Linked DNA regions of Homo sapiens: all the other regions are linked to region 1. A link is a contact called in ENCODE Hi-C or POLR2A ChIA-PET data. All regions are on one chromosome and are shown on one strand. Each heading gives the region's core, a stretch centred on a gene start or an enhancer-like site at or near the end of the contact. The rest is flanking DNA. Distances are from core to core; before and after follow the strand shown.

Evidence for each region. Hi-C counts contacts between places; a loop is a spot of excess contacts on that map. ChIA-PET counts read pairs that join two places held with the same protein, here RNA polymerase II (POLR2A). Pooled maps may share reads with other maps.
Region 2: a loop to region 1 is called in a pooled map, with 14 times the contacts of the local background. The contact joins the promoter of HMGB3 here to the promoter of EOLA1 in region 1. A Hi-C loop is called at or near these places in 1 of 37 single-sample maps with no recorded cell type and 4 of 50 pooled maps. POLR2A ChIA-PET finds 5 or more read pairs at or near these places in 1 of 52 experiments (PC-9).
Region 3: a map of PC-9 shows a loop between it and region 1 (12-fold over the local background). The contact joins the promoter of MTM1 here to the promoter of EOLA1 in region 1. A Hi-C loop is called at or near these places in 5 of 168 maps with a recorded cell type or tissue (CD4-positive, alpha-beta T cell, GM12878, PC-9 and 1 more), 4 of 37 single-sample maps with no recorded cell type and 13 of 50 pooled maps. POLR2A ChIA-PET finds 5 or more read pairs at or near these places in 1 of 52 experiments (activated B cell).

The regions. Positions count from the first base shown.
Region 1 is chrX:149,539,532-149,542,762 of GRCh38, forward strand. EOLA1 (endothelium and lymphocyte associated ASCH domain 1) reads left to right here and starts at 1,481. Exons shown (of 5, transcript NM_001171907.3): 1 at 1,481-1,812; 2 at 2,488-2,554. It overlaps EOLA1-DT (EOLA1 divergent transcript), which reads right to left and starts at 221. Exons shown (of 10, transcript NR_027455.5): 1 at 170-221. RefSeq lists silencers at 462-771, 782-851, 884-1,074 and an enhancer at 1,822-2,031.
Region 2 is chrX:150,981,592-150,984,822 of GRCh38, forward strand. It overlaps HMGB3 (high mobility group box 3), which reads left to right and starts at 1,744. Exons shown (of 5, transcript NM_005342.4): 1 at 1,744-1,785. RefSeq lists an enhancer at 758-1,453 and a silencer at 1,575-1,774.
Region 3 is chrX:150,566,827-150,570,057 of GRCh38, forward strand. It overlaps MTM1 (myotubularin 1), which reads left to right and starts at 1,795. Exons shown (of 15, transcript NM_000252.3): 1 at 1,795-1,836. RefSeq lists an enhancer at 1-312 and a silencer at 1,597-2,276.

The DNA of each region.
Region 1 (3,231 bases), core at 231-2,730:
AGAAGCTCTAACCCAGTTCCTGCTGCAGCCCCACCCTGCTCACCCTGCATCTCCAGTCCCAGCTCCGCCTCCTCTAGCCCCGTCCCGCTTCTCCTACCCCTCTGCCCACCCCAGCACCTTTCAGCTCTTTCCTCCAGCTCTGCACTAGCTCCTCCCCCACCATTCTCACCCGCCAGCCTTACTCCAGCTTGGCTCCCCCTTCTCCAGCAATTTCCCGCAGCCCCGCCCCATCTGCTCCCACACCTCTTTGCCACAGCCCCGCCCTGCTCCTCCTCCAGGAACGCCCGGCTTTCCCTCAGCTCCACGCTGCAGCTGAGCTGTGCACCAGGCCCTCCCACAGAGCTTTCTCGTGATTCCACCCTACACCTCCCCAAGCCCCCGCTCCCCTAAGCTGGTTCTCAGGAGTCCGAGGGGTCCTCCCGCAGCTGCTCCTCGCTCAGTTCTCCCATTGCCCCGCCCTGCTCTTCGCGGGGCTGCTTCCAAAGCCCCGACCTCAGCCAGCAGTTTCTCTCAGCCCCGCCCCTCCCTGCCCCGCCCCTCCCCTCCCTGCCCCGCCCCGCTTCTCCCGCGGCTGCTCCCAAAGCCCCGCCCTCGGCCCCCTCCCCAGCAGTTTCTCTCAGCCCCGCCCCACCCCGAGCCCCGCCCGCAGCCCCGACCTGCTTCTCCTGTGGCTGCCTCCAAAGCCCCGCCCCCAAACCTTCCCCAGCATTCTCAGCCCCCCCAGAGCCCCGCCTCTCCCAGCCCCGCCCTACTTCTCACGCAGCTGCTTTAAAAACCCCGCCCCCAGCCCCTCCCAGTGATTTCTTTCTCCCCCTCCCTCCTTCTCTCAGCGGACACCTGCCTCCCCCTGCTGATTCTCAAGAGTCCGCGAGCTCTTCCTGCAGCTTCTCCTCGCTCAGCTCTCCCACGGCCCTGCCCACAATGGTTTCTCTCAGCCCCGCCCGGCCCTGCCCCACACCCCGCCTCTTATCTCAGCCCCGCCCTCAACCCAGCCCCCAATTGTTTCTGTCAGTCCCGCTCGGCCCCTCCCCCAGCTCCGCCCTCCTCCTCTCAGCCCCGCCTCCACCCCCTCCCCAGCGGTTTCTCCCAGCTCCTCCCTGCTGGTATAGCAGCTCTGGGCCCAAAACTCCTGCCTGGTGTCCTCGTCCCACCCTTCCACTTACTCTTCCTCCCTCCCGTTCCTTTTCCTCCTTCCGGTTCTTCGTCGAGGCTGCCGGTCTCGAGGTCCCCTGGCCTTGGCCTGGTTGGCTGGCGCGCATCAGGGCCAGGTAAAGAGAATAGCGTCTCCTAGCAGCCAGGGCGTGCGTACGTGCGTGATGTCGTCAGTGCGTGTCTTCGAGAATGCGAGATTCATAATGTTTGCTGTCTATATGCATGGCTGAGTACGTGCCTCCCGCGTACGTGCGTGGTGTGCATACATGCGTGATTGCGCGCCCACGTACGTTCTTCGTGAAAGGGATGACGGGAGCTGTATGAAAGCGGAAGAGTTATAGACCGCTAACACCTGTCACTGGCCACTGGTTTCCCGGAGTTAGCGGCAACGACCTTGCAGCCTGGACACTAGCCAGGCGCTCCCTCTTCTCACAGCGGCCCACGTCTCCTTGCTTGGGAGCCCATCGTCCTGGCTCCGGTGGCCTCGCTGGGTCTCGGGGAAGCAGAGGACTGTTCATTCCTGTGGCGAAAAGCCGGAGTCGGCCCTAGACACCCACGACTCGCAGGGTCCATGGTTCCGGAGGCCGTGAGACCTGCCGGGGCTGACAGGTGCCAGGGCCCATGCTGCGGGAGCCTGTGTGCTCAGCCTTCTTGCGGACGGTACCTGAGGGCTGGGGTTTCCCTGGATGTGGGGCTGGGAACTCGTGCGGGGCGCGACCGAGGCGCCTTTTCCTGTCCCCTGCTGTCGGCAGGGTCTCGGCTCCGCTCCTTCTAAGCGCGTGTACCCGCGACGTGCGTCTGCGAGTAGAAAGCCCGTGTACTGCTCCACACACAGCGGCCCCACCTCAGTCCGGTCTTCCCTGCCTCCCGTTGGCCCTTCTGCTGTGAGCTCGCCTGGACCTGAGGCCGGGCGGTGCACAGCTCTGTGGCCTGTGGCGCCGTGCTCAGCGTGACCTACCCAGAATTAAGCTGAGGACAATGGGATTTAGAGTCCCAAACACTCGCCCCGTGACAATGGGAGGGGAAGTGTCATTTTTCTCCCTTCGAATGGAGCATGCTTGGCTGCAAGAATGCTGCTCAACATGGTGAAATGATTTTCTGCCCTGCGGGCTGGTGCACCCTGTGGTCCTTGACCCAGACAGGTGCGGAGGGTCCCACTGCTGTGATTAGCAGAACCAAACTGTGATGTGCACATGTGTGTTACTGATAAGACCAGGCCTCCCAGCTCTTCTTGGTTTCCAATGCCTGCTAAGTACATGACCTTCTTAGGGCCATTAACCAGCTTTGCTGTCTTGCACTTAATGACCTTTCCTCTTTATCTTCCTTGTTGTGCAGGTAAAGAAGCTAAGTGGAAGAGTGTTTCCTCCTCTGGCCGTAAAGCAGGTACTCTCTGCAGCACCAGGTAGGAGGGGACTCAACCCCCTTCTTGCCTTTTCAGTTACATCAGTTCCTACTAGGGATTCCACATACACACAGTTGGCGTCTGTTGTGATTTTGTGGTGATGACGAGAAAAGGGTTGGCTAAGAAACTGGGCGGCAGAAAAGAGGCAAACATTCACTGTAGCCATTTATCCCGATGGAAGTGGCCAGGCCCTGTGGGGGACATTCAGCCTCCATCAGAAGTAATCCAGAACCAAGGAACCTGGTTATCTTTGGTCACTCATCAGAAGAATAATCATGCTCAGGGGCCACAAGTGTGTGAGGAAATGGCACCATGGATGGGTTGGTGGAGGGTACACGGGTGAGTCTTTGTGGAAAGTCATTTGCTGGCAGATATCAGCATCTTAGATGGGCGTGCCAGGCGGCCGAGGCATTTCCTTCAGCATGTCTTCACACAGCGAGTGTTAGAGGTAATGTCATTTCTAGTGGCAAAAGTGGGAAGCAACTTGTAACTCTCCATCAGTGGAGGAATGGTCAGGCAAATTATGAGACGACCAACAATGGGATATCACCCAGGCAGTGAAAAACAAGGTAGATGAAGATTGTCAGGTGGAAAGAATGGGCTTGATGTGCTGTCAAATGGCAAACTCGTGCCCTAGCCTGTGCAGATGTGTTGGGAACAGCAGTTTGCCAAGATGG
Region 2 (3,231 bases), core at 494-2,993, 1.4 Mb after region 1:
CCTACAGGCATGCATCACCACACCTGGCTAATTTTTTTGTATTTTTAGTAGAGACGGGGCTTCATCAGATTGGCCAGGCTGGTCTTGAACTCCTGATCTCGTGATCCGCCTGCCTCAGCCTCCCAAAGTACTGGAATTACAGGCATGAGCCACCGCGCTTGGCCTCTATCTTTGCCTTTTGATCTGGATTGGAACCTTGATGATGGGAGCCAACAGCACCAGCTTCAGGGGCTCAGGCTTGGCTGGGAGGCTCAGAGGAGTTGGTAAGAGGGGGCGTAGGGGTGAAGAAGCAGGTGCCCTGTGAAGCCAGATCCTTTGCACACCTCAAACTCAGCCACGGTTTCTGGAAGCAGCATTTGGAAAATTCATGTTCTGGTGGGGCTTATTTCTGAATATAGGACTCATAAATAGCTGGATCTCTTGGCCTTTCAAAGAAAAGAAAAACCAAACTCATGACATCTCTTCCTTTGCATTATTTTCTCCAACTGTCAATCTTTAAACTGCTCTTTTTCTCACCCTTTCATTCTTTCCAGGCAAGGGCCCTCAGATACTTTCTTTCCAAATAGGGCTGATACTTGCATTTGAAGTGGAGTATTTCTTCCTTGCGTGGGACTGTCCTATGCAATGTAGGATATTTAGTATCCCCGGCCGTTCCTTCCTCTTATTGAATTCCAGCAACACCTGCCAGTCATCCAGGCACCGGCCCCACGAATTTCAGAACATCCCTTACAGAAGTGACACTGCGGCTCCTATACTTTGAAAAACATTGCCTGAATCCCCAAAGAAGTGACTAGCTCAAGGCCATACCACCAGCCAATGGCAAAGTGGAGATCAAGTCAAATCCCATTCATTCATTCATTCACTCATTCATTCCCGAAGCTTTAATTCTTTGCTCTAGGGTGTGTCAGGAGAGCAGAGGGAATGAGGGCCTTGAACCGAGACAGTGAAGAGGGTAAGAAGAAAAGTGTTATTCTTTGCCCACAAAACTACAATTTCTCACAAATTCTCTGCTCTTGCCAAATTTTGTTTTCCTCTTTTAGCCCGTCGGTTCCGCAATTTCGGGCGCAAATAAAGACCTTCTGGCATTTAGTGGAAAGAGCCTAGTTGAGCACGATCCGCAGAAGCGGAATCAGGTGGCTTTCGGATAGGCAGCGAGATCCGAGGACTAAATCCCGAGGTCTTGGCGAGCAAGCAGCTGCCCTCCGCCAGGCATCGAGGAGCGAGCTGCCGCCGCGTTTCTGTCGCGGCGCCGCGGCCGAACCGGGTAGAGGTGGTCTACCATCGGCCCTTCGTGGTGGGCCCAGGGGTGTTTCCCCGGGCAGGGGAGCTGACTGCAGGCCAGGGGCGCCAAGGCCGCGGTGCGGTGGGAGCAGAGGGCAGCGCAGCGGGGCTGGACTTCATCTTCCCACGCCAGAGGCCGAGGCCTCCGGGAATCGCAGGGCCACCTCTTCAAAGCCCTTGGCGATCCCAGTTCTGTTCCCCGAGGGGGCTGGCGAGGTGGGCGGGGCGGGCAGGCGAGACTAGGTCTTTCCCTGTTTGGCCTCCGTAGCCGGCGCCGGCGGGTCGTTCTGTTTGAATGAATGATCCCAGCAGCCGCGCCCAATGGGCGTCCACGCCTGCTTAATATGCATGAGGCCCGCAGCCAATGGCCAGGCGAGGAGGCTGTTTTAAACGGCAGAGCCCGCTGGCCAATCAGGCGGCTCTCGTGGAGGCAGCTAGCGCGAGGCTGGGGAGCGCTGAGCCGCGCGTCGTGCCCTGCGCTGCCCAGACTAGCGAACAATACAGGTACGTCTCGCACCGCCCGCTCCCGCCGCCGCCGCCGCCGCCGCCGCCGCCGCCGCCGCCGCCGCCGCCGCCGCCGCAGCGCCCGCACAACTTTCCGGCCCGCGCCGCCGTGAGCGCGCCCTGCCGCCGCCTCCCCCTGCCTCTACTCCCCATTCCCTTCCCGCCCCCTCCGCCTTCCCTCCTGCTAGGCGGCCGGGAAGGAAGAAGCAATTCAGGTGTTTCAACTTTTCCAACGCGTTCCCCGAGCTCCCCGCTTTCGGGGGTCGGCCCCCTCGGCGGACGCCCGCCCGTGGCGGCCCCAGGGGCCGCAGCCGGGAACCCAGGGCCCCCGAGGCCAGATGTTTGGGCAGCTGCGGCTGCGGCGGCTGGGCGAGCAGAGGGGCGGCTGCGGGCTGTGGGCGCTGGGCGGCGGCAGCGGGAAGGGGGCCGGGAGTTCCCCGGCCCGCGACGGACTCCGCTGGGGAACGGGCGGCCGGTGCCCGCCGGGGGCTGCGCGGCTGGTGCCCGCCGGGGGCCGCCGCACGGGCAAACTTCGCTCCCGGGCTTGGCCCGGCGCCGCGCGGGCCCGCAGGCTACGCCGCTGGCTCTGCGTTAACATGGCCGTCGCGGAGCGCCCGGTGGCCCGGGGGGGCGCGGGCCGGCCGCCCCCCTCTCGCCTCCCGCCCGCCCGGCGCCGCCGCCGCCGCTAACATGGCTGGCGCGGCGCTGGCCTCCGGCGAGGGCAGGGGAGGCGGGCGGAGCGGTCGGCGGGGCGCCCGGCGGGCTCCGGCCTCGGCCCCGGCGCCCGCGGCCCGGGGCGGGCGGCTCGGAGGGCCGGGGGCGCCGCTGCGGGCCCTGGAGCGGCCGAGCGTCATGGCTGCACGGGCGCCTTTGTTATCCCGAGGAGTGCGCCCCGCGCCGGGGGGCGGGGAGGTCCGGCCCGGGCCCCCGAGCCCCCGGGCGGCCCGGGCGGGGCGGGGCGGGGCGGGGTGGGGGCCGACGGGCGGGCGGCGGCGGCGGGGCCCGGGCCGCTTTGTTCGCCGCTGTCGCCGCCGCCCGCGCCGGCCGCGCGCGGATCAGCCATTTTAGCGAGTGGGACTCCGAGGCGCGGCGGACGCCGCCACCAGTGCCGCGGCTGCCGCCGGCCCGGCCGCACACCCCCCGCGCACCGCCACCGCCGCCGCCCCCGGCCCCGCGCGTCCCCCGGGGATGACAGCGGCGGATTTCAGGGGCACTTTCTTTCATCAGGAGGCTTTTGACAAAATGGAAGGTGAATTACGGGTGTCCCGGTGACCCGGCACGGGGGCCGAGGCGGGCTGCCTGCTGCCGGCCGGGACTCCCCCGCTCCCGGTCCCGCCCCGCCCGGGCCGCCGCTGCGGGTCTCTGTTGGGCAGCCTCCTGGGCGGCTGCTGCCAAGGGGAGCTCTTTAGTTTTACATGATGACCTTGGGTGTGGGAAAAGGAAAAG
Region 3 (3,231 bases), core at 545-3,044, 1.0 Mb after region 1:
TATCCCTCTGCCCTAAGATTCACAGATACCAGGAATCCAGAGTTATTCAGCAGCCCACCAGGGAGCCTCTCTAGCATGCAAATTTACTGAGCGTGCTTTGAAATTCAGCACAAAAGTGAATGAGATTCAAAGGAGTTCATAGTCTGGGGAGGGGAGTTGGCAGAGCAGACGTGTAAGCAAATGATGACATCAGTACAACAAGAAGGGCTGGGTGGGGGAGACTTCTAATTGTGCGGGGGCCCAGGAGCAGCTGCTATTCTGCTGTCTTTCCAGGAGTTTGGCAAATCCAGGAGAGAGGACCAAGTGGAAAGGGCTGGAGGAAAGAAAAAACCCAGTGCATCAAGTTCCCTGGAACTAGGCCAGAGCTTGGGGTGAAGAGCAAAAAGAGGCACACTGGGAGAAGTGGCTAAAGAGTGGGTTGGGTTGGATTCTGGATGGCTTTGTTACTCTTCTAAGAAGTCTAGACTCTTCAATAAAGCATATATATATGCATATATAAATGATATATGAATATATGTGTATATGTGTGTGACTATGTAGAAACACACGTACACATATACACTGGTATCAGGTAAAATGCTGTTTTTAGATGCTGGAGAACTAACACATACAAGAGAAAAAAAACAGGTCATGATAAAGTCATCCTATTTACTCGAACTGCTCGCGTATAAGTATTATGCAGTACAAAGAATATTATGCTCATTTTTCTATGTGCCAGGTTGTCTTTTCTTTTTTTAATTTTTTTGACACGCAGTCTCGCTTTGTCACACAGGCTGGAGTGCAGTGGTGCCATCTCAGCTCACTGCAACCTCTCCCTCCCGGGTTCAAGCGATTCTCTTGCCTCAGCTTCCCGAGCAGCTGGTATTACAGACACCTGCCACCACGCCTGGATAATTTTTGTATTTTTAGTAGAGACGAGGTTTCACCATGTCGTCCAGGCTGGTCTCGAACTCCTGACCTCAGGTGATCCGCCTGCGTTGGCCTCCCAAAGTGCTAGGATTACAGGCGTGAGCCACCGCGCCCGGCCCAGATTGTTTGTTTTATTTGATTACACAATGAATTCTCTTCTTGAAGTTTGCCTTTCTTCTCTTTTTCCTGTCCCTTTCTTTTTACTGTATCAATAGTTGTCTGACCCAAACCTCAACAAGTAGAAGGAATTTTGGACTGAAATGTTTCCGTTCACTAAGTCTCAATTGCGTTCTTGGAAAGGTGCTGGCACAGCTGAGGGACACCCCAGCTGTTAGTTGAGTTTGTGAATTGCAGATCCTGCCCCAGAGTCAGTGAAATTTCTTTTTCCCTTATACTATCTCAACTTTACGCAGCCAACCCTGTGTACCCAATAATAGCTCAATTTAGTGGCATCCGCTAAAGTCTTGTATAGAGAAGTTTTCCCTCTGGATTTCCCCTTTACTGAAGAAAAATGGGGAGACCCAGACAAGGGTCCCGGGACTACGCTTCCCAGCCGCCTCCGCCCGGCGCCCAGTCCAACTTCCCTTACAGGGATGGCCCCTGGCATCTTGGCCCCGCCCATCCCCAGCACCATATTGCGAACTACAATTCCCAGCTGCCTCCATGCGTCGGACCCTTCAAAATGGGCTTCCCAGCAGCCTCTCGGGCGAAGAGCCCCGCCCTTCGGAGCTGCTCCCCAGGTCGACCCGGCGCACTCTTCCTGCCCCCTGCCCCGTCACGTGATGCAGTCCCGCCAACCGGCACGGGGAGGCGGGCAGCGGGCGGTGGCCGGGGGCGGGCAGGCCGTGGGGGGCGGACCCCAGAGGGGGCGGAGCAGGGCCCGGCAGCCGAGCAGCCTGGCAACGGCGGTGGCGCCCGGAGCCCGAGGTGGGTGCGCGCTCACGGCTGGCCTGGCTCGGAGCCGGGCACTGCGGGGACCCGTGGTGAGGGGATCGGGAGGAGGAAGTTGGGACTCCTTGGGCCAGCGGGTCGCGCGGGGCCTTGCCGCACCGTCAGGGTTGGGTGGGGGTTTCGTCCAAGCGCCGTCGCTGTCCCCGCGGGGCAGGGCTGAGGCCAGGGAGCAGCAGGCAGGTACCTCCGGCTTCCTCCCGTTCTCCCCGCCCAAGGTGGCCGGCCGGCGGCGGGCGAAGGTCGGGACGGGGGTAGGGGTTGGCTGGCCGTGGAGCTGGGGGCGGACGTCTCAGCCACTGCCTGGACTTTGCTTCCCCGTCCCGGGGCGGTGAGTGGGCCGGGCGTCCGCCCTGCCTCCCCGGCGACGCTCCGCGGCTGGTCCTCGCCTTGGCCCTCCGCACGGAGCGGGCGTCCGTCGCATCCCCGGTGGGCCCTGCGGAGCGGCCGCAGCCCGGCACTGGCCGCGAAGCCTCGATGGCCGCTCTCGGCCAGTGTTTCTGTGTCATACACGAGAGGTTTATCTGCTTTTGCAACAGTTGAGGGAAGATCTTAGAGGGAACGGTTAGTTCCCTGATACGCAGTCGGAAGTATGTACAGGCACGAGCAAGCGCCCGTGGCCGGGTTGCCTCCCTTAACTGTCTTTTGCTGCGCTCAGGAAGTGAAAACTAATTTTAGTATTTGCCTAAGCAAGTAAGAAGTGAATCTGCTGCAAAAATTATATTAGAGCTTTATAGACGCACGCATCGTTTGAGGCGAAGTGGGTTGCGACTGGTTTTGAAACAGATACACCAGATCTTCACAAGAATAAAATTATAGCATTTTAGAATTGACTGGCATCCTGAAGTTTACATTGTTCATTTGTTTCCTGGATGGGGGAACTGAGGCCCAGAGAGGGTAACTAATATGTCCCGGGCTTCAGGGCAACTTAATGGCAAAGCTAATATCACAAGCCAGCTCTTTGGGGGTATCTTGGTGTCTGTCTAGTCTGGATTCTTTTTACCACAGCTCAGTATTATTCCTTGTGAAATAAGCACCTTAGAGTCTTGAGACTGAGCCAGCAATTTTGCTAGACTGCAAACCATTTTGAATTTCCTTCAAAATCGGTTTACCAACCAAATAAGACAATCAGGCCTGTTACTTTGCAGACACGTTTGCCTTCATCCAACATATATATTGGGCACGATCATGTATTCACCAGATTTGATTCTGAATGGCTTTTGGCTGCTTCACAAAATCAAATCTACTTTTCAGAGATTCCACACCATGGGGGAGATTTGAACCAGTGGTGCTGCCTGCAGCACCAGTGTATAGTACCCTCCCGGGTGCTTGAGGGTGGATAACATTCACGGGGGGCTTGTAGATTCTAGTGTA